2 separate regions of the Homo sapiens genome follow, and region 2 is linked to region 1. A link is a loop called in an ENCODE intact Hi-C map of the cell type or tissue named here. Cell type or tissue: GM12878. All regions are shown on one strand. Links, peaks and the distances in the headings refer to the core of each region. The heading gives the core; the rest is flanking DNA. Region 1 overlaps STK33 (serine/threonine kinase 33). Region 2 overlaps STK33 (serine/threonine kinase 33).

Region 1 (15,828 bases), core at 4,224-12,223:
AGCAATAAGGCTGTTTTGCTTATCATTCACGTGTTCACTGGAATAGCACTTTTAATTTCATTCAACAAATTTTCTTTTTCTTTAAAAACTTGGTTAAATGGTGCAAGAGGCCTAGCTTTCAGCCTATCTTGGCTTTCAACATGCGCTCCTCATTAGGCTTAATCATTTCTGGCTTTCGATTTAAAGTGAAAGACATGTGACTCTTCCTTTCACTTAAAACACTGCAGGGTTATTAATTGTCCTAATTTTAATATTGTCTCTCAGGGACTAGGAAGGGCCAAGGAGAGGGAGAGAGATGGAAGAATGGTCAGTCACTGGAGCAATCAGAATGCACACAACACTTATTGCCATCTTATATGGGTGCAATTTGTGACACCCCCAAACAAGTACAATAGTAACATCAAAAATCACTGATCACAGATCACAACAGATATAATAATGAAGAAAAAGTTTGAAATACTGTGAGAATTACCAAAATGTGACACAAAGGCACAAAATGAGCACATGCTGTTGGAAAAATGGCACCAACAGACTTGCTTGACACAGTTGCCAAAACTTCAAATTTGTAAAAAACACAAGATCTGCAGAGTGCAATAAATCAAAGCATGATATGATGAAGTATGCCTATATTTTGTAAAGTGAGTTAAATCTCAACTAAAATGGTCATTTACCCTTTTCTCATTTACAAAATAATCTCTTCATAACCACTTCCCCAATTTTTCTTGTTCTTTAAAAGTTAAACTTTTATTTTCTCTCTAAATAGAACCACAATTTGAAGACAGTATTCAATACTGTTTAAATAGGAATTCTAAAATGAGAAATGGCCAACTAGTTTTTTACAAACTAATCACTTTCTTCAACTAACTGCTTTGATATTAACACATAGTGATGAAGGAGAAAACAGTTTCTTATTTCTAATAATTGTGTAAGGATGTTATTAAAATGATAATGTAGATCTATTTTTACTGACACAGAAGAAGTCCATGACATAGTGTACAGTGTGAAAAGCATATAAGATATGATTTCATTATGACAATGTGTGTGTGAGGAGGTGCTTACATGGATATCTGTGAAAATGTTCATCTAAATATTAATAGTAGCTATGTAAGGGTAATAGAATTGTGGATGCTTGTAATTTCCTTCTTTATACTCTTCTGAAATGTTTAAAATATTTAAAATGAGTATATTTTATGGGGGAATAGAAGCTTCAACTTCAACTATACCAAGTTAAAGTTACTTCTTTAAAATATGTATATATATTTGAAATATCCTCTAATTTAAAACAGGAAAAATGTTAAAGAAAAATAAAATAAAACTAGTACATGCATAGAAAAAGTGAAGTTAATAATTTTTAAATTGGTTATATCTGGTTGATAATTTTTATTTTCTCCACACTTATATTTGCCTAATTTTTCACAATGAACATATTTTGCTTTTATAAAAGCTCTTAAGACTAAATTTATTATTTATTTATTTTACTGTTTTTGGAGACAAGGTCTCACTCTGTCGCCCAGGCTAGAATGCAGTGGTATGATCATAGCTCACTGCAGCCTCAAACTTCTGGGCTCAAGTGATACTCACATCTCAGCACCCCACAGTAGCCAGGACTACAGCCGAATGCCTCTATATCCTGCTAATTTTTTAAAAATTTTTTTAGAGAAGGAGTTTTGCTATGTTGCCCAGTCTGGTCTCAAACTCTTGGCCTCAAGTGATCCTCCTTCCTCAGCCTTTCAAAATGCTGAGATTACAGGCATGAGCCATCATGCCTGGCCCAAGACTAAATTTAAAACTTGGTAAACTTGTGTGTGTGTGTGTCAGAGTTTTTCAGGCCAGGCAGCTTTTCTAATCATTTCAAGTAAGTTGCCAAATATCTTTTAAAACAAGTTTTGACATCAGGCTTGATCATTTCTAGCTTTTGATTTAAAGTGAAAGACATGCAACTCTCCCTTTCACTTGAACCACTGTAGGATTATTAATTGGCCTAATTTCAATATTTTTGTGTATCAGGGACTAGGGAGGCCCAAGGAGAGGGAGAGAGATGAAGAGTGGTCAGTCAGCTGAGCAATCAGAACATATACATTTATTAAGTATACCATCTTATATGGGTGCAATTTGTGGTGCCCCAAAGCAATTTAAATGGTAATATTAACACAATTTTCTTCTTGTTGTGGTTGTTCTTATTGCAGTTTCTTTAATGTTAAAAACACACATTTTAATTTTTTTATTGTTCTAACATTTAATTCTTATTTTATATAATAATTTGAATCCTGGAAAAATAGTATTGGTATTTATCCAATCGCAGGATGGAAAAGATGGAGGAGCTCATGAGGGAGATTCTGGCCTCACTATCAAGGAAGTGAACAGCCAAACTAAAATTACCTGGTCCATCTCTGCATCATGAAAAGGTCTAAACAAAGACTCCACTATTGCTTTCAGCAACGGCCAAGACCTGAAGATGAAACTATCCTCATTTTAGCTAATGAAAATGTTCTCCACTTTAATTAAAATCCACTTGGTCCTCCATAAACAGAAGATAATTAATCTGTATTTTCTTTAGTAAAAATGTTAACATACTTGAAAATGGTACATTTCCTCTTTTCTTTACTTCCTTTCCTTAGAGATTTATTTTTCAATCATTTTTCCTATTAACCATTGACTTAGAAGAAACCTGAAAGTTCACAGTAGCTTCATTTGCTTTCTATATACCTCAATAGCAGCTCCATTCTCAATCCTTATGTGAGGAACTTTTCCTTCTGTAAAGTTGCCCCGACCCCATTGTTGCTGAGATGCTTTTCTCTCTACATTTGAGGTTCTTGAGGGCTGGGACCAAAAAAAAAATTAAAAAAAAAAAACTTTAAGATGTAATATTCTTTGTTGACAAAGAATCCTAATTTAGATAATCTGATAACTCTTTAACGTGTGCCATGTTTACTATGCACAAGATTGTTTACTGTCTTTTTCAAATTCTAAGCCCTATGCAATTCATTGGCTCATTAGGCTAAAGGAGACCTTAAGAAGATATTCAATCCAATCCCCTGAATCCAGGAAAGTCTACATGATAACCAGCATAGCAGATTCATCAAAGCTTACCTAGTGATTCTCTGAAATCAAAGAAAGCAACTTTATAGCTTTCTCAATCACTCTCCTTTCACAATTTAACAACCATTATCAAACAGCTTATAAGTAAATTATTGGCCACTCAAAAATATGCTTTGAGTGAAAATAACATAGTAACAACTCACTCAGATACATCCATATGGCAGTAACTATATGATAATACAAATCAGAAATAACAGTCAAGGGAGAACATATGAAGAAGGCAAAATTTTGAGGAATGGGAACCTGACTTTTCTTAGGCTTATTGCTCTGTCTCCAAAGTTGTGCTGTATCAACCACAATCTTACACACTGCCTATTCTATATAAAGATGAATATGGCTGGGCACGGTGGCTCATGCCTGTAATCCCAGCACTTTGGGAGGCCAAGGTGGGTGGATCACCTGAGGTCGGGAGTTCAAGACCAGCCTGACCAACATGGAGAAACCCCCTCTCTACTAAAAATACAAAAAAATTAGCTGGGCATGGTGGTGCATTCCTGTAATCTCAGCTACTCAGGAGGTTGAGCTAGGAAAATCACTTGAACCTAGGAGGCAGAGGTTGTGATGAGCTGAGATTGTGCCATTGCACTCCAGCCAGGGCAACAAGAGCAAAACTCCAATTCAAAAAAAAAAAAATGATGAATACATCGAAATCAGTACAATTGGGTAGCCATAGATTATTTGTAACTAATGCAAACTGATTTTGTAAAGTATAGTTGATATTCCACCTAGACAACCACAACTTAAATAACAAAGCCATAACTACCCTTTACTTAACCACAACTATAAATCTAATTCTCCATCAGTTGAAGAAAATACTCAAAAATTCAGATTTAATTCAACTTGAAAACCAATTCATTTCTGTATAAACCATTAAAAAAAGAAGTTGGTATAACGTGTTTAATTACCTCATGTCCTGAGAAATAATTAATTTGGGCAGTGGTTTGAAACATCATATAACAAGTTACTAACCAAATTTACTCACCTCTTCTGTGAGAAAGAAATGTTTAATAGTTATGAAGGCAATGAATTAGCTAACAAGAACTCATGGGATATGGATGAAGCTAGGAGTACCATTAGGGAACGGGATGTCAACTTGTGCTTAGATGTGGAATCTTTGATATTTACCAAATCTTTCCTGGAGGTTATATCTCTGTTGATATTTTTTTCTTTTTTTCTCTCCAGTGAAATTAAAGATTCTGCACTACCAATGCTTGATGTCTGTGACATTTCCACCACCAAAACTGGAGGAACCCTTGTTTTGCTGGAACATACACAAAGTACATCTTTCTGAGAAGCAGATGAACAGTCGGGGCATTTTGTGGATTTTTTATCTAAGCCACTATCAGCCATTTGTTTAACTCTGCAACAAAAGCAACTTTAAAAATGTTTCCACTGTTTGAGGAAGAAAACCAGGCCAAAAAGGATAAGGTAGTTGATGGTGAAAACTGTAATTTCGAACTGGTGAAGTCCTCAGGTTAAGGATGCACTAGACACATATTCACACGTGAGAGCTGCAGAAAGAAAAGAAATAACCATTTAGAGAAATTCTTAACCTATTACCATCCTGGAAATCAGAGAAAAGCTAGCAACTAGCACTAGAAGCATCCTGTATAGACATGAAAAGGACAAAATAGGACCACAAAACTGGTGAAAAGCATGGTCTAAAACAGCATCTTATCAAACTGCGTAGTGGGTTATGAAATCCATTTTGTGGGTTGATACCACTTTTTAAAAATAAAGTAGAATCAAAGAGATAATATTTAGCATACCTCCTTGGAAATTTCTGTGAAACTTTTAATTGGACAGACATATATGTATAGAGTGTGTGTGTGCGTGTGTACTTGATCACAGTATGAAATGTATTTCTTAATGTGGGTTGTGGTTTTTAAAAAGGCTTAAAATATTGGTGTTAAACATACATTACTATGGTTTCAAATTTTAAACCTTAATCTATTGATTATTAGAGCAAATTCCTATTACATACTTTACAAAGGAGTGAATAATTCGATTTTTAGAAAACTAGCTAATCCTAAAAGTTTAAGTATCCTCATAAGTATCCTCATTTTTATATTGAGCAAAAATAAAAATGAGTGGGTGCTATTTTTCCCTGAGTCTAAAATAGGTATGGCAGCATTTTACTTAACTAGGACCATTGGCAGCTGCATGGTGGCAAGTTGGAAAGATCTCAGTTGAGGAGGAAGAAAAATACACTCTGCAGTACATATAAAGGAGTACTTTGAGAAACTTCCAGAAGTAATTGGGAGTACATTATTATGGTTTTATGCTATACCATTTCAGACAGTCTTTAAAAGTAGATTCTGTAGTCATAGATTGATAAACCTGGGGATATATGCAATATACTGTTATCCTTTGAACTGGAATAAACTTGACTAGAATAGGAAATTAAATATATTTATTTCATTAAAGAAATACCTGGTTTTCTAATCAGAAAGCTGTGCTTTTATCAAATCCTTATCTATTGTGATTGGCAGGAAAATCTGCCAGGCTCATACGATTTTATAAAAGATATTGCTAGTAGTTTACCTAAAAGTTGTCCTCTCATTCTTTCTTACTAACAGAATCCTGATCTTCTTTGGGGCAGCAATGTGCTCATTAACATCCTACATTTCCGGGCTTCTCTTTTAGATTAGGGGTAGCCATGTGACTTATGGCCATTAAGCTTAACAGAATGCAGGCAAAGCTGCACTTAAAAGAAAATTTATATTCTTAAACCTTTATTAAAATCAGAGGAGAAAGGATAAAAATATACTAAGTGTGCAGTCAAATCTAAAAGATAGAAAAACATAATTAAAGAGTAAGCTTAAGAAACAGAAATGACAAAGAAATTTTGTTGAATTTTGCCTATACGGTCCCAAATAAACGTACTCTTCACTACCTCTCAGCTTTCATATCTCCTTTCTCTCAGATACAGTAGCCTCTTGCTGCTCCTCTAATATGCCAAGTATACTCCCTTCTCAAGGCTTTGCCCTTCTGCTTCCTCTGCCTGGGATGCTCTTCCCTCAAACATTCACACGGTCTGCTCCCATGCTTCACTGTGGCTTCTGCTCATTTGAAAGGCTTTCCTAACCACCTCATCTAAAACAACAAGCCCATGCCCTCTCCCCCCTTACCTTGCTTTGTTTTTCTTCATGCCACTTATCATTTCACTCAGGAAGTTTCATAGCAGAGTCCTCTCCTACTTTTATTGAACAGATGATTCTTATATAAATGGTTTCAGAGCATGCAAAGCCATCCGGTTCATTTTATTCACTTAAAATAACCAAAATCTGACCATAGTAGTATTCCCCAAAAGGGGGATTTACAGGTCAGTCTCATTTGTAAATAGATTTTAAAATCCTAAATGCTGTACTTACATTTACCCCAGGTAATGTATATAGTATATTATAAGATTATTAAATAGAATAGATAAGTCTGCCCAATAAATATGACCTTTCATCAAAGTGGTGGGAAAAAAATTTCTATTGTGATTAAAACTCATAATGGAGAGTATGAGGACAGGTACATTAAAAGTGCCCTCCAGACAGGCAGAGGAAGAAAAGAATGCAACTGATGCCACTCAAAATACACACACACACACACACACACACACACACACACACATACACATCTCTTATAAACACTTAACCTGGTTTTTCAAGAATATGTAGCAAGACAAAGAAAATTCAGAATGTACCTGTATCACTTTCCAAAATGATTTAACTTCAGGCCTAGAAGAAAATGTTTTGCATTTCAGGTTAAATATAAAACCCATAACCATCAATGACTCAGAGCAGTGGAGTAGATCTGCAAATGATAGGCTTTCTGTTTGGGAAAAATAGTGCTTTCTCTCTGAGGTGTAGAGAAGTCCCATGTCAGATGTGTAAAACATCATTTTTTGCATACATTAAGAATATTGATTTTATGGTACTTTTTATAAGAAATTGTAAGAAGTATTCGTAACGTACAGGTTTATTTAACTGCAGCTGAGTTCTTTCATGATAAACAGTACTCCTAAAAGCATACTTACCATATCCTTCAAGGTTTACAAATATATATATTCACAAATTTTCAATGGAATCTTTAAATATTAAAATTTTCATTTTAAGATAGATTTTGGGGGATCTAAAAACAGCTATTCTTTTCTTAGCTTTGTTCAGAAAGCATTTCCTTTAATTTTCATCAATTTTTCAATAAGTCATTATCATATCACTGACATTGTCACAGACTTCTGAGTACTTTCTCGCTCCAGTCTTCTAATTTATCAGTTGCCTTAGAAGTACTTGGTAGCTATATGCATAAAGCATAGGATTTCTTTCTATTACTCACTGAGAAGTTTCATTTTTGCTCTCCAGTCTACCAAGTGCTATATTTGCCAAAATAATGTTCTACTTTCTTACCACAGCAATTCTAAAACAACAGGTTGAATAGCTGCATGCAAAATTTCTTGACAAGAATTAGATTTCAAATTTAACTTCTTTTTGGCTGGCTGAATTCTAATTATTTTAGTTTAAACAAAAACCAAGATAGAACAAATGTTTACTCACATTTATTTCTTTCTCATTTACGAATTGATCTGAAAGATTTGTTACTAAAACAAATCTACTATTTCACAGGACAAATGATGTCACTCATATTTTAGAGGCTTAAAATTAATCAAGTATTGCAAACTTATGTAAACACAAAGATTAATAGCTCTTTTTCTATAGAATCATGGAATTATGTTTAAACAGGACTTTAGATATAAAAATATGTATTACAAAAACCAAAGAATCTTCTAATACAATAATGTTTCTTTGTGTCTCCAAAGATTGGACATACATAGGTACTGGACATAATATAAGCAAATAAAATAAGTTCAAATTATGTCAGTACTTAACTAATACATGAGCCTTCCTTTGGCTTAAGGTTTTCATTTTATTTTTAGAACTAAGGCAAGTCAATAAAACAATTCTGATAATGAAAATCCCTGGGCTTTAATTTAATCATAAAAAGGTCTTTTACATATTGGCCCTAGAAGATACACTTACAGCAATTTCCTCAAGAAAATGAACACAAGAATGGTTTTATAAGATATAACTAGCTATAATTTTCTTCTCCAAAAGCAATTTTTTTAGTTTTCTTTGCTAAGACTGTGTCTACAAGAAACCTAAATAGTCAATTCAGTCAAAATGTGTTTTATTCAAGTAAAGGGGAAAAAAAAAAAAACTTACGAATTGTCTGACATTCTGCAGACCAAGCCAAATGACTGACTGCTTTAGTAACATGTTTACAAAGCCTAAAGAAGGGCCCAGTGAGTTTTCTAGATGATATTGCTATATTTTAAGGAAGACTAGCACTTGTTTATTCTTTTCATTAAGGGCATGATTAGGAAAATGAGTCTGTATTGTCTTATAAAAGGATTTACAGTATATTTAAAATTCACATTATTTCAGAATTTTTTTAAATGTTTGAGTGATGTTTACTATTAACTTTTCCTTTCTATTTTAATTTGCATGATGTTCCTCACTGATTAAGCAGTAATACGGAAGGACAGTCTTAAATGTGGCCCCTATACTGACAGTTAAAAGCGAGAACAGAGGCCGGGTGCGGTGGCTCACGCCTGTAATCCCAGCACTTTGGCAGGCTGAGGCGGGTGGATCACAAGGTCAGATCGAGACCATCCTGGCCAACATCCTGACCAACCTGGGGTTTTAGTAGAGAAACCCCATCTCTACTAAAAATACAAAAATTAGCTGGGTGTGGTGGCATGCACCTGTAATCCCGGCTACTAGGGAGGCTGAGGCAGGAGAATCGCTTGAACCCAGAAGGCGGAGATTGCAGTGAGCCAAGATCATGCCACTGCACTCCAGCCTGGCAACAGAGCTAGACTCCGTCTCAAAAAAAAAAAAAAAGCGAGAACAGAAATTGCAGTTTAGAGACAGTGGATAAACCAGGAAACCCTCTCCCTGATTCTTCCCTGTTGATATCAGTCTTTTCTCCCTCTCCATTATAAGCAACCAGAAGCTGGCCAGGCACAGTGGTTCACGCCTATAACCCCAACACTTTGGGAGGCGGAGGCAGGCCGATCACTTGCAGTCAGGAGTTCGAGATCAGCCTGGCCAATATGGTGAAACCCCGTCTCTACAAAAAATACAAAAATTAGCCAGTCGTGGTGGTGTGCTCCTGTAGTCCCAGCTACTCAGGAGGCTGAGGTTGGAAAATCGTTTGAACCCAGGAGGCAGAGGTTGCAGTGAGCTGAGATCGCACCACTGCACTCTAGCCTGGGTGACAGAGTAAGACTCTGTCTCAAAAAAAATAACAAATAAAAAAATAAGCAACCAGAAGCCAAGGACCTTTCTCCAGCACAGGCCCTTCCTTATACATAATAGGCACTCAATGAAAATTTTTGAGTGTTGATTTTGTGGAAAAGAGCCAGAATCACAAATCATTTAGTTAGAAAAACAGGCAGGAATATTGGAAAAGTCGTCAAAGAAATGAGGGGATCATATGGAGAAGAGATATCTCAAAGGGAATGTGAGAGCTCTCTTCACATTTCTGAAGAGGATTAGGCATATGGGATTAGACTTCTACGTGATTTGAAGAGACAGTGGGTGCCGATTTCCATCTAATATAAAGGGCTTCCTGACATTTACAGCTGTCAAAGATAAAAGGAAAGACTATCTCAGGGACTACAAGTGTTTGAGTAGAGGCTGGAGCATCAGGTGGAAGAAGGGAAGCAATGGGGGAATTTAAGCACAGACTAGGACGTATTGAGGTTCCTTCTAGCCCTAAAATTATATGAAGATGAATCACTCCCAACGATCATCTGAGATGTAGCAGACATTTAAAGGAACAGAAGTGGCAGTGTTCCTCACCTCCACTGTAGAGATTTCAATATTATAATGGGGATCCAGATCAGACCAAACCAGTTACAGCCCTAAAATTCACCTCAGTCAACATGAACTCCATCTGGAACAGAGCAGCATTATTGGAATTTACCCTGGAGTGGGGAGGGGCGTAGTGAGATGCAGGGAGGAGATGAGCCAGAAGGCCGGATGTGCTGAGAAGTAGTGGCCCTGCCTAGAAAAGAAAAAGATAAAAAATAGAAGAAAAAATATTGTAAGAAAAAGGAAATAATCCCGCCTTCCCCTTCATGAAATCAGAGAATAGGTCTAAGAGCGAGCAAGGGGGCCCACATGTAGCTAAGGCAGACAAAAAATTCAATAGATTCTTGAAGAAGTAAAACCACTCTAAGGATCCAAACAGGAAGGCTCTGCTGTGCTCCATCCAGGAAGCTGAAAAGAAAATAGTCTCCTCATACTCAGGAATCTTAATCCAATAAGCAAAAGATCAATAAGATCAGGAATTTGAGAGTAAATCTGGGAAGTCTGCTAGCTTTGACTATCAAGCACCAATTAAAACTTTTTCACTAATAAATATATTAATGTAAAATTCCATAGTCAGAGTGCCTGTCCTCTACGTCAAACATTCTCAAGAGTACCGAGAGAGAGGAGCTGTCCAAAGCCAGCAACTTTCCAGGAAACTAGGTAGTTAGCTGAGGAAATGTGTGATGTAACATTCTGACTTGGATGTTTCATTCCACATGAGGAAAGGCACTCTGATCCTCAAGATCACTTTCAAGGGTTGAAAGCACAATCGAAGGGTCCAGGCAACTTTCCCCTTATAGCCAGACCTCTGCAAACTTGACAACTCCAAACAGTCTACAACAAAACACCAACAACAGATTCCAAAATCCCTGTCTTCAAGTTTTAGCAGAAATAATATTAATTTAATAAAACAGAAACAACAACAAAAACTACTCTGAACTGTGAGCCCCTCCAGGGCAGGAACCATGTCCTATTTACATTGCCATTTATGTCCAGCAAAAGACGTCCATTAAGTAAGGATTATTGACTGAAAGTCATTAACTGATTGATGGAAACAGTGTTTTGGAGCTTACAAATACAATAAACAAGGCAAGTACCCAGCATAAGGCAGACAATGACCTGACATGTAAAAGAAGTCTGAATGTATCTGTGGAGTCTCCAAGGCCAAAAACTGCACCTCCACCATAATGCAGTCCTCACTCCATCTTGTAGCTTTCCTTTCAGAGCAAAACTTCAAAACCCCTACACCTAGCCTGACTCCAGCCAGGCTAAATTTCCACCTGATTCTGAAAGGCTTCCTATCAGACAAGATGCTATAACTGCACCCCCATCTTATGTTCTAGACAACATTTTTGGTTTTCAGGAGTCTAGAAGGATATAAACACATAAGTATTTATTTTGGTGATGGACCATATTGTCAAACCCAAGGGCTTCTCCTGGCCTTACCTACTCCCCAACATCTATAGGCATTGGTCATAATAAACATTATTATTAATATCTTCATATTCAACAAAATATCAATATTTTTGCAGACAGAGTAACTAACAATAACTGGTTTGTTTTTCTTTCATAATAAAGCGTGTAAATCATAGCTAAGACCAAAAAGATTCATGTGAGACATAAGATAACTTTCCAGGCTCCCCAGCCACGTAATTTCAAGTAAGAATGCTTGTTTTCTGGGAGAGCCTGTTTCCTTTGATCCCAGTGATGAGCCAGTTATCCACAGCACACAAATCCCAGACTCGTAGCCAGAACAAAAGCATTTAGAATGTCACAGCTGAGGAATAAATGTGCCATGGCTGTTAAATTCAGCAAAACAGGAAAGAAGAGAAGAGTGCATGTGGCACCAGAACTACCCAATAAGAAAAGGCACTTAATGGCAAGTTTTCTATAAGTCTGACCAGTAAGAGCATCTAGAGGGCAGTTAGGAGTCCAGCAAAGAGCATCAGAGGTCCAAGAGAACAGGCCAAATGAGAATCCAGCCATCTAATAGTTTATGTATATATCCAGCACACACTTTAATACCTGTGATATACTAAGGACTGAATTATGGATAAAGAGATTATGAAGGCATAGGTTTCACTCATAATGATTACGATAATGATAATAAATATGAACAAAGTATAAAAGTGATACAAAAGATGGAGTGGCCCAGGAAGTAACATGATCCAGTGGGACACATACAATTTTTAGAATGAGAGATACCAGGGTTTGAATTCTACTCCTATCCCTTATTAGCTCAGTTCCCCTGTATGTAAAGCAAAGATAACAGCAGTAACTATCTTTTTTATTTTTATTTTTTATTTATTTATTTATTTATTTTTTTGAGACAGAGTCTCGATCTGTCACCCAGGCTGGAGTGCAGTGGCGTGATCTCGGCTCACTGCAAGCTCCACCTCCCGGGTTCACGCCATTCTCCTGCCTCAGCCTCCCGAGTAGCTGGGACTACAGGCGCCCACCACCACGCCCAGCTAATTTTTTTGTATTTTTAGTAGAGATGGGGATTTCACCATGTTAGCCAGGATGGTTTCGATCTCCTGACCTCATAATCTGCCTGCCTCGGCCTCCCAAAGTGCTGGGATTACAGAAGTGAGCCAACGCACCCGGCCAGCAGCAACTATCTTATGTAATTGTTGTGAGGACTAACTATATAACACTTGTAAAGTTTCTAGTACTTTGTCTGACACATATTATTGCTTTAAAAATCATTATTACTCACTTGCTGAGGGAAAGTTTCATGGGGAAGGTAATACTCAAACTAAGTCACAAGGAATGAGTTAGAGTTCACCTGTGAACACGTCAAGGAAAGGTTCTCCAAGTAGAGACACCAGCACATGCAAGGGCCCAGAACCTGTGGTTCCAGATGAATGGAAGGAGGTGGTTTCAATTTGAAGGCAAGAAAAATAGGAGAGAGAAAGTCGAGTCTCTCTCCTGGGATGAGAAGTGAGAAGAAGCACTTTCAGAAAAGATTCGGGTTAAATAAGAGTATTTTCACTGAAGAATAGGCACAAAAGATGGATGGGGTGGAGTGGGACATGAGGCTCTTGTACTGAAGAGCTGCAAAAAAGAAAAGGCTACTGTAATGGAATAGTCTTAGGTGGGCACTTCCAAAACTGACCCTAATCAGACACAGGTTTTAGTGAACAGAGAGTGGCCACCAAATTCAACACTAACTCTTCAGCAAGCAATTGAAACTCTGCAATGGAGGGGGCACAGGGCATCAATGTCTGCTGAAAATATAAACTGTAAAGCTAAAGAGCATCAAGAATAGGCTCCAGCCAGTACAATCAATCAAAATCTACTGCCGAACGAACATATTAAAATTTAGTGACAAATTCACTATAGTCAGTGTTTCAACGTGACAGAATAAATGGCTTATTTCTAATGAGTGCCAAAATTACAAAAAATACCAAAGGATGCTTCTCACTGTAACTTCCACAATGAAATATTAAGTTCTTTATTTTATACATATATACACACAAATGCCCCTACTCCAAATTCAGTACTATTGCCAATAAAGCTATATCAATTTTAAGAAATAGAACATGAATGTTCTACCATTTGAGAGTCTAAAGACCCCAAGTTTCTAAACAGTTATTCAACATTAAAATCTCAAAAGTCTTCTGAGACAATTTTACATCTATTTTTCATGTACACAAACTTAAAACGAAATGTTTGTACTCATGCTAAAGTAGAAAGAACCCAAGCTTTACTGTCAGACCAACACTCAAATTCCTCCCTAGTAACCTATGTTGTCTCAGCCCCCACATATGCAACATGTATAGATGGTGTGTATATATCTGAATGGCAGATTTGTTTTAGGGATAAGGTATCATGTATGTAAAGTCCTGATATGTTTTAAGCTCCTAATAAATGGAGGCTTTATTACTGTTGTGCAACTGTCAAAACCCGATGCATGACAGCATCAGGAAATTATTTTAGCAGTCATAATCTCTCAACCTAATGCTCCAAATATTGTTCTACATGGATTCTAAGATACAAATTGCCATATAATTAGCTCACAGCTAGCTTAAAATACAACCCTACGGGAGCTTGCTCTAGATGTTTGCAGCTGAGCTGTAGTGGGAATGTCTTGATGGAATAGCCTACGAGCAACTTGTCATGCTAAATTCTGAATGCTACAAGGCACTCAGATACCACATTTATAAGAATTGTATAATTTAAATATGTAAATGCTGAATAGCAAAGAGAACATTTTAATTTAGCCAAGACCAAAGTCTATCAAATAAAAATTATTTGACTATATTATACCTTAACAACTGATTGAGAAGGAATAGTATATATATGATTAGGTTTTCAGAGAAAGGAGGCATCTGTATCCACAGATTTATTTGGTGAGTTTTTGAAACCTTGCAATGGAACTATAAAAACAGTGTGATTAAAATCGATAGAGCACATCAATTGGTGATTCTGTTGCCCAAGAAAAGGCAATAAGCCTTAGGCATGTTATTAGTAGATTATACAATTTCACTGACAGGTTCAAGATTTTAAAGGCAACTGAGAAGAGAGAGGATTTCTCTTTTGGAGCCAAGGGATTTTTCTCTTCTAAAAGGAAATCATCATGTCCCTTTAAAAATGAAGATTAAAAATGTCTTCTGTAACATTTGAAAAAATAATATTGTTTTCCTTTATTTCCTAAAATAAAAATACATTGATGATTCTGATTAAAATTAAACTGAAAGCTACTTTTGTTGAACAATACTGTATCCAACCACATAGCCATTTAACAAATACCAGAATAATTTGGGAAGTAGAGGTTATAAGTTTATAATTTCCAAAAAGTCCATGCAGAAGAATATAAAGTCTAAAAATATGAGTTTCCAGACCTCTTCTGCAAAAATTGTAAGTGATTCTCTTTTCATGTATTAGTGATAAAATTATATACTTTTACACAGGCCTTCAAATTCAAAGAACGTTGTTTCAAAGCACACTTTTTAACCAGATAACAAAAGTCATGTAGACATAAATTTGTCTTATTAAAAAGTGACCAAGTCAAACTGAACCTAAAATCAGCAGGACTTTAGTCAGATATTCCACTATACTACAAACAGAAAATTGCAAAAATGTTCTATTGGTTGCTTTATTGTGAAAAGTCCAGAGTAGAAACATCTTTGTGTAGCCTTGGAAAACTAACAGCAACAATTTCATGTAGCTTTATGCTTATAACAGAAAAGAAAAAGTTGACTATAAAGTTGACCAGTTTAATCACTGAATCTCAATAGGAAATACAAGGCTAGGCTCACAGAAATAAATAAGTTGACTCAGTCATTGGCTGTATAGCTTTTGCCAAATGAACAGTAAACTCTACTTAGTGGAGCTTAAGTCATTAGACTTACATCAGGCATAATTTTTCAAAGAAAACTACAAAACACTACTTTCTCGTCAGTAATATATGTACATACTTGAAAACATATAATAGCTTTATGTTCTAAATAGCTATTGAAATAGATAGCTTTATTAACTAAATAATGCAAACAATTTTGTTTAGCTTCTCCCTCTCCCTCAGTCTCCACATTCAACATTGACAAGTCCATTCTATTTCTAAAACACTTCTCAAATCCATCAGTTTTCTCTATTCCAAATATCACAATCCTAGTCCACACCACTATCATCTCTTGCCTGGATTACTGCAAGAGTTTCCTAACTGGTCAACCTGACTCCAACTAAGCCATCTGATCTCCATACTCTCAAAGCTTTCTCCATACTCTAGCCAGAATACTCTTTCTAATATGCAAATCTGATCATATTTCTTCCCAACAAAAACCACTTCAGTGGCTCCCAAAAGCACTGAGATTAAAGTGATCCCTTAACATGACATACAGGAGCCTGTGTGATATGGTCT
Region 2 (15,828 bases), core at 3,966-11,965, 54 kb after region 1:
GACATACTATGTTCATAGATTGAAAGATTCAGTATTTTTTAAATGAAGCTCCCCCTAAGCTGATCTAGGGATTCTATAAGATCCCAATCAAAACTCCAATAGGTGTGTATATGCATATGTGTTGAACAAGCTAATTACAAAATGTATATGGTAATGCAAACTGTCAAGGATAGCCAAAGACAATCTTAAAGAAGAAAAAGTGGGAGGACTTTCTCAATCAGCTATCAGCACTTACTTAGCTGTATTAGCACATATAGTATTGGTTTAAGAACAGCCAAACAGATGAAATATATAGAACAGTGACACAGAAACAGACTCATGTATATAGTCACTTGATTTAAAACAAAGATGACATTGCAAAGCAGTGAAAAAATTATAGCCTCTTGAATAAATGGTGGTGAGAAAATTACATATTCATATGAAAGGAAACCCGAATTCTATTCTACACCATACATTAATATTAATTTCAGGCGGATTATAAATGTAAACCTGAAAGGCAAAACAATAAAGCTTCCAAAAGAAAACACTAGAAGATGCTTTATGACCCTGGGGTACAAAAAGATTTCTTAAATAAAATGCAAAGACGATAAAGCCTTAAGAATTTCTGTTCATCAAAGATACCATTAAGAGAGTGAAAGGAAAAGCCAAAATGGGAAATGACATTTGCAACACGTGATAAAGAGCTTATATTTAGAATGTATAAAAACTTCCTACAAATTAATTTCAAAAGATAGGCAACATAACAGAAAACTGGAAGAAATAAAAAACTGCAAGGGGGCCTTCACAAAAGAGGATACCCAAATGCCAATAAACATAATAAAAAGTGCTAATCTCATTAGCAGTCAGGGAAAAGCATGTTAAAATCACCATAGGATACCACTACACACCCACTCACACAACTAAAGTTATAAAGGCTAGCAAAAGCAAATGTTGGCAAAGAAGCAGAAAAAAGAGAACTCGCATACACTACTACTTAAGAAAGTTATTTAGGCCAGGCATGGTGGCTCACGCCTGTAATCCCAGTACTTTGGGAGGCCGAGGGAGGAAGTTCATGAAGTCAAGAGATTGAGACCATTCTGGCCAACGTGGTAAAACCCCGTCTCTAAAAATACAAAAATTAGCTGGTCATGGTGTCAAGCCTGTAATCCCAGCTACTCGGGAGGCTGAGGCAGGAGAATCGCTTGAACCCAGGAGGCAGAGGTTGCAATGAGCCGAGATCGCACCACTGTACTCCAGCCTGGGCAACAGAGGGAAACTCGATCTCAAAAAAAAAAAAGAAAGTTATTTGGTACAACTGCTTTGGAAGACTATTTAGCATTATCTATTATCTATTAAAGTTAAATATACGCATATCTTATAACTCAAAAATTTCTCTCTTAAGTATGTTCCCAACTTAAAAGTCTGCAGATGTGCTCCAAAATACATGTACCTGAATGTTCAGAGCAGGATAATTCATAGCAATAAAAACCTGGAGACAACCCAAATGGCCATCAACAGCTGGATGAATACGATGGTATATTCATTCAATGGCTTATTATTCTGCATGTTTGAAAACAACTAGTTATCAAAATTATCAAATACCTAGGTATAAATCTAATGCAAGATGTGTAAGATATATACACTAAAAACACACACACACACAAAAAGAAAATAACTAGTTATATGTGACATCATTGATGAATATTACAAATGATACTGAGCAAAAAAAAAAAACCCAGACAAAAATATAGATACTGTAAGATTCTGTTTATATGTTAAAAAAAAAAGGTAAAACTAGAGACACATACCTAGATGGAAAAAAGAAAACAGGTAATTATTGTAAAAGTAAAGACAGAGATTTCCTCTTTTTTTTTTTTTTTTTGAGATTGAGTCTCACTCTTGTTGCCCAGGCTGGCGTGCAATGACATAATCTCGGCTCACTGCAAACTCCGCCTCCGGGGTTCATGCAATTCTCCTGCCTCAGCCTGGGATTACAGGTGCCCGCCACAATGCCCAGCTAACATATATATATATATAGTATTTTTCATAGGAACGGACGGGTTTTCACCATCTTGGCCAGGCTGGTCTAGAAGTCCTGACCTCAAATGATCCGCCCACCTTGACCTCCCAAAGTGCTGGGCTTACAGGCATGAGCAATTGTGCCCAGCCAAATTCTAAAAGATAGAGGGAAAGAAAGCTATACAAACTGGCTGGGCCCTGAGGCAGGGCTTCTGGCATGTTGACAATGTTCTATTATTGATCTGAGTGATGGGTTACATGAGTGTTCGCTTTGTGATAAATCACCAACCTGTACATTTTTGCTTTGTACATTTCTCTGTTTGCTGTTATGTTTCACAAGAAGTGAGTTTTTGTTTTTTTTTTTAACAGTATCCCAAGGTATTTCCCCAGGAAGAAAAGAGGGTTGGGGTGGAAGACATAAGTAGGCACAGTTCACAAGTAAGCTGTTCCCATGGCAAGAACTTGGAATTAAACAAAATACTGTGCTTTTCTGAGGGTTTATTTATACAAAACAATACATAGTAAACAGATGGTGGCTCTTAGACCAGAGCAAGATAACCAGAAAAATTATTATATCTAAGAAGAAGTTTCCATAGACATGAGGCATAGAGAAGAAACAGTAAAATCACAGAAGCAACCACAATAGCAATGACTATATGAGTATTTTCCAGAGGAAACAGCCCATTTACCAAAACACTTCCACTACTACATTTCCTCTGACAAGGTAATCCCTATGGTGCTATCATAGAAATAGATGCAAAAGGCAACTATAGATTATCTAATTAAATATTTGAATTATATAAATTATCCCCATTCTTATTTCATATTCCATACACAACCTTCTAGTTGTAATGTGTTTTTTCATGATGTTTACCTACAGGGAGAGAATCTACTAGTCAGGTCCATGTAAGTATAATATGCATTGGGTAGTGTTATACATGGATTTCTCACGAGCTTTGTTAGTATTGAGAAAGAAAAGTGGCTCAGAGCAGTCTGAGGAATGCGAGTTATGCAAAAGGTATCAAGCCCAGAGAGTCAGGAGCATGAGACTTCCCTCAGGTTCCCTGTACCCATGCCTGCAAGTAATTGTTTAAAGGCATTTTGTTTTTTCTTTCCTTTCCTATAGTTTCCAGACTAGCTGATAAAGTATCTAAAAAGTTACCGTAAGTTGTACAATTGTCCTTCACCATTATCCTCATATTCCTGGAACTTGTGATACAAAAAACAATGTATAGCCAAACAACTTATGTTATTTTAATGAACCAATGTAAATGATTGGTAAACAATTTAGGAACTGCTCCCTAACTTCTTGTTTTCCCACTGGTAACTGCTGCTAATCCAAGCATATACTCAGGGCAACTTCAATCTATAGCTCCTGAGCTTCAGTTTTCAACCATGGCCCAAATATATTAATTTTGCCTCAGTTTCTTCCCTTAGGTCAATGATATCTATCAGTAATCTTGAACCCAAATATTCTGAGATAAAGACAAGATAATATTTATATTCCTTTAAGACTAAAGACCAAAACCTGGAACATTAGTCAATTCACGACAGTTATGAAAAAGACCTCTTGGCCTTCTGTGGCCATATCCCTTTGTATCATGTGCACACGCTTTTCACCTCAAAGCTTTTACGGTGAATTCTGTGGTATGGCTGGAGTATACAGTGCCAGTAGGTGAGTCCAAAAAAGGCGCATGGAAGACAAACCAAAATGTTTGCATATGAGCCTATTTTAGTTTATTTAAGGAAATAACATGTGCCAGGTAGTGTACTGAACACTTGCTATAAATTACAATATCATTTAATCTTTACAATACCACTATGTGAGTATTACTAGTGTTATCATTATCCCTGTTTTTTATAATAGCATCATTATCCATTTTTCAGATGAGGAAACTAAGTCAGTATGGCTATATGGCTTGCCCAAGGTCACATACGTAGTAAACAGCGAAACTAGGGTTTGAATCCCAACAGTCTGATTCCGTCTTGTTCTTAACCATTAAACTGTTTTCTCTGCTACAGTCTAAAACTATTTAGTATAAGAGGCCATCTATTCATCAATAATATTTACAGTGTAGAGACAAAGATTCTAGGAACATGGCAGCCTGAAAACATAATTGCTGATGCTTCTCCTAACTCCAAACTAACTCTTTTACTTCCTGGGCCAGAGGCAGGTAGGGCCTAGAGAGTGTGAGTAGAACCTCTGCTCTTATGGGGTCACAGAGAAAGCTAGTGTAAGACAAATTTTTCTCTGCTAAGTCAAAAGATATACTGAGGTCTAGTGGCAAAGAGCCATAGGACAAGATTCAGAATTCAAGGTTCCTAGGAAAAGCCTGGTCTTGAGAGATTTATGGGCCCCTCTGGTAGACATAATAATGCCTCCCTCCCCCTAAGATATCCAAAAAGCTCACCCTCTGACCCTGGGAATATGTTTCCTTACATGGCAAAAAGCTGTTGTTGATGTGATTATCTGGTGGGCCCTAAGTAATCACAAGGATCCCTATAAGGAGGGAAAAAAAGGGCAAAGGTAATAGTAGGAGATGTTATAATAGGAGTCTCAGAGTGATACAGTATGAGAAAGACTCGTTAAAGATGAAAAAAAGGGACCATAAGCCATGGATCGCAGGTGGCTTCTAGAAGCTGAGAAAGGCAAGGCAATGCATTTTCTTCAAAAGCCCCGAGGAAGAACACAGGCATGCTGACACCTTCATTTTGGCCCAGTGAAACTGATTTCAGACTTCTGACCTCCAAAACAATAAGATAATACATTCATATTGTTTTAAGCCACTAAGTTTGTGGTAATTAGTTACGTGAGCAAGAGAAAACTAGTATATTCCCCCAAAAAACAGACAGAGCTGGATGTTTTTAAATGAACATGCTGGTCTTCCTGGCCCAGATGAGCTGGTGCGAGAGGGGGCGGAAAAGGTGTATGAAGTCCTGCCTGCTCCTTAGGATGGAAGAGAGGCTTTGCATCTACAAAGATGAGAATGTGGAGAGCATCACACAGTGTCCTGAAATCGAATAAGAATGTGTAGTATCAGTGCAAAATAAGTAATAAAAACCTAATAATAGTCTGAGGCAAAAATTACCACACTGGTTTTTTTTACACTTAGGTATTAAGGAAGGAGGTATTAAGCATTAAGGTCAGACATGGGGAGATAGCGGACAAAAGAGCATTTAAATGTCTCTGGTGGGGAAACAGGAAGTAAAAGCACTCTAAAATAAAAGGAAATTTACTGGTAAGGGAAGAAGAGAGGGTCCTGGTGGGGGAAATAGTTGAAATTTTATTTTCTTGTACCAGTGGAGAAATGTGTATTTATTACACATGTTGGAAAAATAGGGGGAAAAAAATCTACCACCACCACCACCAAGAATAAAAAAGAAAAAATTATTTGGAAATTTAGAAACACTTTCAAAATGCTGTGATAAAAAGAATATAAAAACTGAAATTACAAACAGAAGACAAGGAAGAGGAAAATGTTTCATAGCAAACTTAATAGGATGCCGTGAAAGCCAAACTTAAAGGAAACCTTATAGCTTCAAGCTTCAAAAGCATTTCTCTTTTATTTTATTTTATTTTTTGAGACAGACTCTTGCTCTGTCGCCCAGGCTGGAGGGCAGTGGTGCAATCTCGGCTCACTGCAACCTCTGCCGCCCAGGTTCAAGCAATTCTCGTGCCTCAGCCTCTCTGAGTTGCTGGGACCACAGGCGCCTGCCACCAAGCCCAGCTAATTTTTCTATTTTTAGTAGAGACAGGGTTTTGCCATGTTGGCCAGGCTCGTCTTGAGCTCCTGACCTCAGATGATCCGCCCACCTCAGTCTCCCAAAGTGTTAGGATTACAGGCGCGAGCCACCACACCCAGCCTCAAAAGCATTTTTTATGAGGCAAGAAAGATGAAAAAGAAAATTAGTGCTCACTTTTAGCAACTAGGATAGGAACAATTAAATACATAGAAAGTAGGAAGAAAAAAATGAATAAAGGTAAAGCTTCAATTAATAAAACTTAAACATCTCAAATTGTAAAATGAAGAAATCTAAAAATTGATCTTTGAAATGATTAATAAAATAAATACCCCCCAACTTCGCTTAAAGGAAACTGAGAGAAAAATATATAAATGATTAGGAGTATAAAAAATTCATAAATACAGGTAAGAAAGATACTAAGGCAATTATAAGACAATAGTACTTGCAATTTTGCGTGCTATTTACAAATGCTGCATAACAAACTACCCTAAAACTTAGTGGTTTAAAACAATTATTTTATTATGCTCACAGATGCTTTAGGTCAAGAATTCAGACAGGGCTCAGCTAGGCTGGGTTTGTCATGTGATTACGTTGAGATGACAGCTGGGTTGGAGCTCTGTGAAAGCTCAAATTACACTGTTTATCCAAGATGCCAACCAGCTGTCAACAGATGCTGGCGGATGGCAGGAGCTGAGCTGGGAGCTTAGCTTGGCCTATCAATGGGGATGCTCACATATGGGCTCTCCAGCATGGAAGACCCAGACTTCTTACATGGCAGTTGAGTTCCCCAGAGTGAGCCTCCCACAGAACCGGGAAAAAGCTGCATAGCCTTTTCTGAACCAGCCTTGGAAGTCAGCATCACTTCTGCCATCTTCCAGTGGTTGAAGCAGTCATAAGCCTGCCTAGACCCAAGGAAAGTAGGCATAAACTCACATCTTGATAGGAATGTCAAAAATTTTGCAGAAATGTTTTAAAACCGCCACAGCAACAAATATGAAGCCTAGAGGAAATAATTTTCTAGCAAAATGTAAATTCCCAATTATGACCCAAGAAGTAAAAAACTTGGATAGATCAAATGCCACAGAAGAGATAAGAAAAGTGATTAAAGATCAGCCATTAAAATAAATGCATCAGGCAGTTTCACAGCTGGGGTATATGAAACTTTTAAAGAAGAGAAGTGTAATATTATTTAAACCAGGGACTTTCCAATTTTAGTGAGCCTCAAAATAACCTCACCAGCTAATAAACACACATTCCTGGGCCCCATCCCAGACTGATTCTGTAAGTTCGGAGTACAGAACAGGGATCTACATTTGTAACATGCACACATGTGATGTTACCATCACTTATTCACACAATTCACTTTGAGTAGCACTGATTTAAACCAGGAGTTAGCAAACTATGGCCCAGTGGCCAAATCTGGCCTGTCGCTTGCTTTTATAAATAAAGTTTTATTGGAATACATACAGGTTTATTCATTCACTTATTATCTATCTTTGCTTTTGCACTACAATGGCAGGGTTGAGTAGGTATGACAGAGACCATATGGCCCACAGAACCTAAAATACTTGCCATCTGGCCCTTTGCCCAAAAAGTTTACCGTGCCCTGTCTAAACCACTACCTTATTCTACCTCAATTATACCTCATTATATTTTCCCTTTTCCAAACTTAAGCAGACTTTTTGGATATTCTGCTGACATATTCGCTCCATTGGTTAAGGTGCAAAACTAATATGACAAATAGTTTTCATGGCACAGGCTATCTGCACTAAGCAACAACCAAATCACTATGTTGAAGAGGATGTGAGACTGCCCAAGCTCAGCAGGAAACAACGTTGCAATTGATTAGAGATGTCTTCTACACACATTGAAAGGGTAACTTGCAGCATGCATGCTGTGTGTTTGCTAACCCTGATTATAAAATATATAAGGTTTAAGATTATTTTCAAAATCTGTTGGATAACTGCAACAAAATATGAATGTAATGCACCCATTTTTAACTGCACCATAAACAATATATCAGATTTTGCTCCAAAGGCTATGGAAGTTATTGCAATAATATGCAAATGTTTCACACTCATAAAAAAGTAGAAAAATAAAACCATTTTGTGATTTTTATCAGAGTATAATACAGACCAATTCTGTCATGTTTGTACACAAGACTTCTGAGATTGATGTCTGCTCTTGAAAGAATATGAATAATGTTTCAAATGCTATAAACCAACATTTTATCAGTTGAAAATGTCCTTATTGTCAAAACATCTTTCAAAGATGCTAACTCTAAACTTTGAGGTAATTTTTGCACATTAACACCCTTTTCCCATGATGTTAGTTCCAAAATAGTGGCCCAGAGTATATCAACAGCAGAAATTACATTTCAAGATTTGCATATTTACATTATTACTTAAAAGAAAAAAAAGTCTGTTGTTCTAGGCAAAAGAAAAATGGCACAAGAAAATATGTGTACATGTTTGTTACCTTAGGCAGAAGAAAAACTGCAGGTGAAAATTTCCAGTGTGCGTAAGCAACAGTTAAATACCAAAACCCAGTAAAGCCAGAAGTGAGCAGCAGAGCTGCCACACAGATCACTGAAGGTGGCACCAGAGAACTAACCCCAGAGGAAGGTCCTAGAAGAAAGAGGTGAAGATCAGCCAGGCGTGCCCAGACATGGAGTTTTTCTCACCACTACAGTTCCGCACGAACAAAGCCTGGCACACAGAAAAAACACCATTAATATTTAAGAAAGGAAAGAGAAAGCATGAAAAGTAAAAGGGAGGGAAGGCAGAAGTTCACAACAAAAAGCCAGTCTTCCAAAACATTCCTACAGAGCTGTGGCTCCAATTCTAAAATAAAGACCCCCAAGAATTTGATATGTAAAATAAAGTTTTATTTGTTACATGGTTTTGTTTGTGGTTTTATTTATTACATGGTTTCTCTGGTAACCCTGTATTAATAATACATAGCAAAAGGAAAGAAGGGCAGAATATCTGCTGTACAGTTGATAATATTTGTCCAGTCATGCTGGGTGAAATGTATCAACAAAGCAAGGTAACTTCAAATTGTATCTAGCATGGAAGCATTCAGAACTACAGAGTCCATGTTTATGCCCTCAAACTGTATATGTGCCGGAGCCAGTGGCTCACACCTGTAATTCCAGCACTTTGGGAGGCTGAGGAGGGCGGATCACCTGAGGTCAGGAGTTCAAGACCAGCCTGGCCAACATGGTGAAAACCCGTCTCTACTAAAAGTACAAAAATTAGCCGGGCGTGGTGGCAGGCGCCTGTAATCCCAGCTACTCAGGAGGCTGAGGCAGGAGAATCGCTTGAACCCGGGAGGCAGAGTTTGCAGTGAGCCAAGATCGCACCACTGCACTCCAGCCTGGGCAACAAGAGCAAGACTGCATCTCAAAAAAAAAAAAAATTGTTTATACGTGCATTTTTCTGAGGAAAGATTCCAGTACATTCATCAGAGTCCCAAAACAGTCCACAGCCTAACCCACTCTACTCCCCAAAAATAGGAAGAACCACACTGCAATGTTTTACAAACTATAGGTCATTTTGGTGGGCACACATTTTTAAATTAAATAGAATAGAAAGTATAAGAGTATAACATTGATCATAAGGGTATTATTTCTTCAAACTTGTTCCAGCAAGTATATATATTTCTCTCTCTCTCTCTCTCTCTCTCTCTCTCTCTCTCTGTGTGTGTGTGTGTGTGTGTGTGTGTGTGTGTCAAGGTAAATTTTTTCATACTGAGGTGGTCTGGGTCAATTTGGAACTCATTGTTCTAAGGCATAAAAAAATGGCTAGATTCAACTTTGTAACATATTAAATCATCATCCATTGAAAACAAATCTGTGGTTCCAGTGGGCATTATACTGTTTTGAGTGGCATAAGACACACCAAAATGAAATTGTTATAATTAGAGAACTGCAATCTATAATACTCATAAATGAAAGTGTATCCCTATAAAGTCCTATAGATCTTAAGGAGATCAAAGGCTGCCATTGAAAGGACTTCACACTGTCTCTGGGAAAATGTTAAATTCTAAGTAAAATGTTTAGGAATAAAAAGAGTTAAAATATTCCCCTGGGATGATAACGTCCTCTAAGCACCTTAGAAAGACGTCAGAGAAGGGGAGAGAGAGTATGGAAAGTCATCCCTAAGCCTGGTACAGAGATGAGTCTTAGGAAAAAATATTTCCTTTATACAAAATAGACGAGAGAACATGGATATTCTGCCATGACTGCTTGGGTATGAACGTGTCACCACAGTGTCTGGTACTGTCTTCCGATTTTTTCTAAGCCTCAGTATGAGAAGCATTAATGGTCCATATACTGAGTTATTGGGCTTATTTCTAAAATGTTACTAATGCACTTTACAGGTTTAAGTTCTCCCAATCAATGCAAAAATTTCAAAAGTATCACTGGGTTCTACACAGCCAGACCATTACCTCTCCCCATACTATTCATTCAACAGGGGACTAATATCCAGAATATACAAGGAACTCAAACAACTCAACAGGAAAAAAGACAGTCCCACTAAAAGGTGGGCAAAGGACATAAATAAACATTTCTCAAAAGAAGAGCTACAAATGGCCAACACATGTGAAAAAAATGCTCAATATCACTAATCATCACAGAAATGCAAATCAAAACCACAATGAGATATCATCTTACCCCAATCAGAATGGCTATTATTAAAATAAAAAATAATAGATGTTGGCAAGGATGTAGAGAAAAGGGAACTCTTATAAACTGTTGGTGGGAATGTAAACTAGTACAGCCACTATGGAAAGCAGTATGAAGATTTCTCAAAAACTAAAACTAAAAAAGAATTACTATCAATGCAGTAATCCCACGACTCAGTATCTACCCAAAGGAAAAGAAACCAATATATCAAAGGGATACTTGCACTCACATGTTTATTGCAGCATTATTCACAATAGTAATGATATGGAATCAACCTAAGTGTCCCTCAACAGATGAATAGATAAAGAAAATGTGGTATATATATACTAGAATACTGGAATGGAATACTCTTTGGCCATAAAAAAGAATAAAGTCATACCATTTTGCAGCAATATGGACATAACTGGAAGTCATTATCTTAAGTGAAATAAGCCAGGCACAAAAAGGCAAATAACGCATGTTCTCACTTACATGTGGGGGCTAAAAATTTGATCACATGGAGGTACAGAGTGAAAGGTAGAGAAGAGAGACTGGAAAGGGTGAACGTGGGGAGGAGGGAGGATGAAGAGAACTGAATTAAAGGGTACAAACATACAGTTAGATAGAAGAAATAAATTCAATGTTTGATAGCAGAGTAGGGTAATTATAGTTAACAAAAATGTATTGTACTCAGGTGATGGACACCTTCAATATCCTGACTTGATTACTGCACACATTATCTACATGCAACAGAATTTCACAGGTATCTCATAAATTTGTACAAATTTTTTAAAAGAACATGAATTTCCAAAGTGAAAGAGCCCAGAGACTTCAGAGCAAAATTAATTTTTTTAAAAGATCCACCTCAATAATCACCGTAAAATTTCAGAACACCAAGAATAAAGAGAAGATTGGTCAAGGAACTTCACAATGGAAGGAACAGGCTGATACCACCTGAACAGATTAATCACTATTAGCCTCACTTAAAAGTAGGACAACCAGAAACCATTATGTGCTCATGATGTAATACAATAGGAAATACAAAGCACCAGCTATGAAGTTTTATTGTTTAACAACTGAAGTAGAATTTAGTCAAGTCTGAACCTAAATGCTAGTAAGTTTTTTATTCAATTGTTGTATTTTTCACTACTAAAATTTCATTTGGTTCTTCTTCATATCTTCTATTTCTATGCTGAAATGTCCCTTTTTCTTTTCTTTTTTTGTTGTTGTTTATTTGTTGTTTGTTTGTTTGTTTGAAGAGACAAGGTCTCACTCTGTTGCCCAGGCTGGAGTACAATGGCATGATGATCATAGCTCACTGCAACCTTGAGCTCCTGGGCTCAAGCAATCCTCCTGTCTCAGCCTTCCAAGTAGCTAGGACTATAGGCATGCACTGCCATACCCAGCTAATTAAAAAAAAAAAAAAAAAAAAGATTTTTTTTTTTTTTTTTTTTTTTTTTGTGACAGAGTTTCACTCTGTCACCCAGGCTGGAGTGCAGTGGCTCCATCTCGGGTCACTGCAACCTCTGCCTCCTGGGTTCAAGTGATTCTCCACATCAGCCTCCCGAGTAGCTGGAATTACAGGCACCCGCCACCACACCTGACCAACTTTTGTATTTTTAGTAGAGATGGGGTTTCACCATGTTGGCCAGGCTGGTCTCGAACTCCTGACCTCAGGTGATCCGCCGACCTCAGCCTCCCAAAGTGCTAGGATTACAGGCATGAGCCACCATGCCTGGCAGGGTCTTGCTATGTGGCCTAGGCTGGTCTGAAACCCCTGGCCTCAAGTGATCCTCCCACCTCAGCCTCCCAAAGTACTGGGATTACAGGCGTAAACCACCATGCCTGGCCCCCGCCTTTTTTAAATTTTGTTTCAAGTGTGTTCATAATTACTCACTGAAGCATTTTTTACCATGGCTGCTTTAAAGTTCTTGTCATATAATTCCAACACTTGTGTCATCTCAATATTGGTGTCTGTTACTGACTTTTCTCAATCAAGTTGAGATTTCCCTGGTTTTTGGTATGATAAGTGATTTTCTGTAGTACACATTATTGTTTAGAATAACATGAGATTAAAATGGACATGTGCCAAGCGCTGTGGCTCATGCCTGTAATCCCAGCACTTTGGGAGGCCAAGGCAGGCAGATCAAGACCAGGAGTTCAAGACCAGCCTGGCCAATATGGGAGGCTGAACCAGGGAGGTGGAGGTTGCAGTGGGCCGAGATCATGCCACTGCACTCCAGCCTGGGGAACAGAGCGAGACTCTGTTTCAAAAAAAAAAAAAAATTAAAAAAATAATAAAAAATAAATAAAATGGATAAGTAACTAATGAATCAGAAGTTTTCTTGAGTAAAAAAAAAAAATAGGAGCCAGGATGGTGGCTCATGCCTGTAATCCTAGCACTTTGGGAGGCCGAGGCAGGAGGATTGCTTGAGCCGAGGCATTCAAGGCCAGACTGGGCAACATGGCGAAACCTCGTCTCTACCAAAAATACAAGAAATTAGTTGGGCATGGTGGTGTGCACCTGTAGTCCAAGCTTTCAGGAGGCTGAGCTAGGAGGATGGTTTCAGCCGTGGGAGGCAGAGATTGCAGTGAGCCAAGAATGCGCTGTTGCACTCTAGCCTCAGTGGCAGAGCCAGACAGTATCAAAAAAAAAAAAGAGTAACAATAACAAAAGCTAATACTTAAATAGCATGATGTGTCAGGCACTATAATGAGTATCTTATACATATTAACTCATTTAATACTTACAACAACTCTATGAAGTAGGCACTACAATTATCTGAATTTTACAAATGAGGAAACTGAGGTTAAGTAATTTGCCTGCAGTCACACAACTAGTAAATGGTAAAGCTAGAATATGAATCCAAACCGTCTGCCTCCAAAGTCCATGCTGTTGAAATCAGTATGCCATCATGCCCCCAGTAATGTATTACTGTAGCTTTATTTGTGTAAACATGTCATTGTTTTCCTATACAGGGAAATTTTAGGGTGAATCTTGTCATTTTAGTCATCATCATAGGTATTATAAAAGATTACTTTGTTGCCACTAACTAAAGAAAAAAGCCAGTAGTAGGCATATTTTTAGAAAAACAAAAGGCTCAAGAAGATAGGCAATTTTACGTGAATTTGGCAGAGCGACCTAACCTAACAAGATGTGTTCTTTCCTACATGTGTCTAGTGCTCAACGAATGCTTGTTGAATGAATGAACACACACACATATGCATGTCTCTAAAGAATGAACGATAAACAGGATGTCAGCTACTTTTTTAAAATGTCAAAAAGGGAAAGAATATGGAGCTATGATCTTCTAACAGGAGGACTTCCTAAAAGTCAAGGGTCCGGAACTCGCTTGTCTCAGATGATAATTACAGGCCAATGAACCACTGCTATCTGGCCAATTAACCTTTCTGACAAAAGAAGGATGTCTAAAAATAAGAGAAATGTTTTCAAATATTACTGATAATATAAACTGGGTTTTGTACATTTAAGATTTGTCCAGAATCTCTTTGTCCCTTGATATGTAACCTATCCAAGAAGTATCAGCTCCAGCCAGAAGGATTTTACTATTACACAACCTGTAAAGTTTACAGAAGAGGTATTCTGAAGGAGAAAAAAAAACAATAATGACTTTCTGAAAAAACAAAATTGTAGATAACTTTGTTAAAAAACAAAAATTTAAAACGAAGTAAAAATTAAGATTCTCACCTAGCCCATTATCATAGAGACTTACATTGCTATCAAGCCCGTTTCTCTAGGGGCTTAAAGGCAATCTCTGACACGGTGCTGCATCTCAAAATGTTCCCTCAGTGAGGTGATGAATCTCTCTTGCCCTGGTCTGATGAGGCCATGAGTGATCGTTTAAGAATCAGTGTATCAGTGAACAAGGCAAGGGAGCAAGCCAGCTGGCCAATATGAAGATGAAATACTTGACCTAGCGACACCACCAAAGTCTCAGCAAAAACAGGCTATGTCCTACAAACAGGTAGGAATCTGTTCACTTTTGATCTGAAACAATGGAGCACCCCTAAAATACCAACACCAATAAATAAGAGTAAACAACCCAATAGTTTCGGATTGCAGCAGGATAGCAAAAGATTCGAAGAATCTACCTGAAATTGCTTCTTCATCATAAAGAATGCCCCTTAGCAACTGATGCAATAATTACTTGGCATTAAGATAGACATATGATTTATTTGGCATTTAACTATCATGAATATACATAAAGGAACTCAGTGAGGTTACATTACACCCTTAATAGCTAACTCATAACTGTAGTACGTAAATAGGAGCTAATGTAAATGCTAAGCTTCTATAGATAAATAAATAATATTTGATGTATCACCCTTCAGTGAGCCGCAAACTGAAAGAAAGATTATATGATCAATTTAGGCCTGAAATCCTTAGCGCACTGTTGGTGGGAATATAGACTGGTACAGCCATTATGGAAAACAGTATGGAGGTTCCCGAAAAAATTAAAAATAGAACTATCATACAACCCAGCAATCCCTCTTCTGGGTGTATACCCAAAAGAGAAGACCTTTTGCTCACCTCATAAATATATATGCACTCCCATGTTGATTACCGCATTATTCACAATAGCCAAGATATGAAAAAACCTAAATGTCTGTCAGTGAATGACTGGATAAAGAAACTGTTGGCCAGGTGTGGTAGCTCATGCCTGGAATCTCAGTGGTTTGAGAAGCCAAGGTGGGAGGATCGTTTGAGGCTAGAAGTTTGAGACCAGGCAAACAACATAGTGATAACCCATCTCTACAAAAAAAAAAAAAATGTAATTATCCAGGTATGGCGGGGTGTACTTGTAGTTCTAGTTTCTTGGGAGGCTGAGGTGGGAGGATCCCCTAAGTCCAGGAGTTTGAATGAGCTATGATCATACCACTGCACTCTAGCCTGGGTGACAGAGCAAGACCCAGTCTTTAAAAAAAAGACAAATAAAATTTTAAAAAGAAACAGTGGTGTGTATACACACACGCATATACACACAGGAATATTATTCAACCTTAAAAAGGAAGTAGATCCTGCCATTTGCTACAAAACAAACCTAGCAGATATTATGCTAAGTGAAAAAAGACAGACACAGAAAGAAAAACATCACAGGCTCTCACTTATACATGGAATATTTAAAAAGAAAAGAGTTCAAATACACAGAGCACAAAACAGTAGCTACCATGGATGGGCAGGGGGCGGGAGAGGAAACAAAGAGATGCAGATCAAAGGATACAAAATACCAGATATGTAGGGTGAACAAGTTAGAGATAATACACAACATGAGGACTAAAGTTAATCAAATTGTATTATATTAGACATTTTAGTTAAATAACTAAATTTTGGTTGCTCTTGTCATGAAAAAGTAATTATGTGAGATGAGATATGTGAATCGGCTTCACTATACTAC

Evidence for each region. Hi-C counts contacts between places; a loop is a spot of excess contacts. Peaks named below come from ENCODE experiments on the same cell type or tissue, not always from the same donor. Only the 100,000 strongest peaks of a DNase experiment are listed, where the experiment ranks them.
Region 2: it touches region 1 in a loop (2.0-fold over the local background); 4 of 110 quality-filtered maps call a loop at or near these places.

What each region holds. Positions count from the first base shown.
Region 1 is chr11:8,470,457-8,486,284 of GRCh38, forward strand. It overlaps STK33 (serine/threonine kinase 33), which reads right to left. Exons shown (of 16, transcript NM_001352389.2): 2 at 9,954-10,158; 3 at 6,794-6,827; 4 at 6,231-6,295; 5 at 4,225-4,610; 6 at 2,707-2,820. The coding sequence starts at 4,449. Among named protein-coding and RNA genes, the nearest start is that of STK33, 120 kb to the right of the region's middle. In GM12878, for the core only: no CTCF peak of the experiment used is centred there; a DNase peak (open chromatin) is centred at 7,455.
Region 2 is chr11:8,525,128-8,540,955 of GRCh38, forward strand. The region is part of intron 1 of STK33 (serine/threonine kinase 33); the gene reads right to left. Among named protein-coding and RNA genes, the nearest start is that of STK33, 61 kb to the right of the region's middle. RefSeq lists an enhancer at 8,352-8,571. In GM12878, for the core only: a CTCF peak has its summit at 8,335; DNase peaks (open chromatin) are centred at 7,534 and 8,354; H3K4me3 peaks cover 1,120 bases; H3K27ac peaks cover 2,626 bases.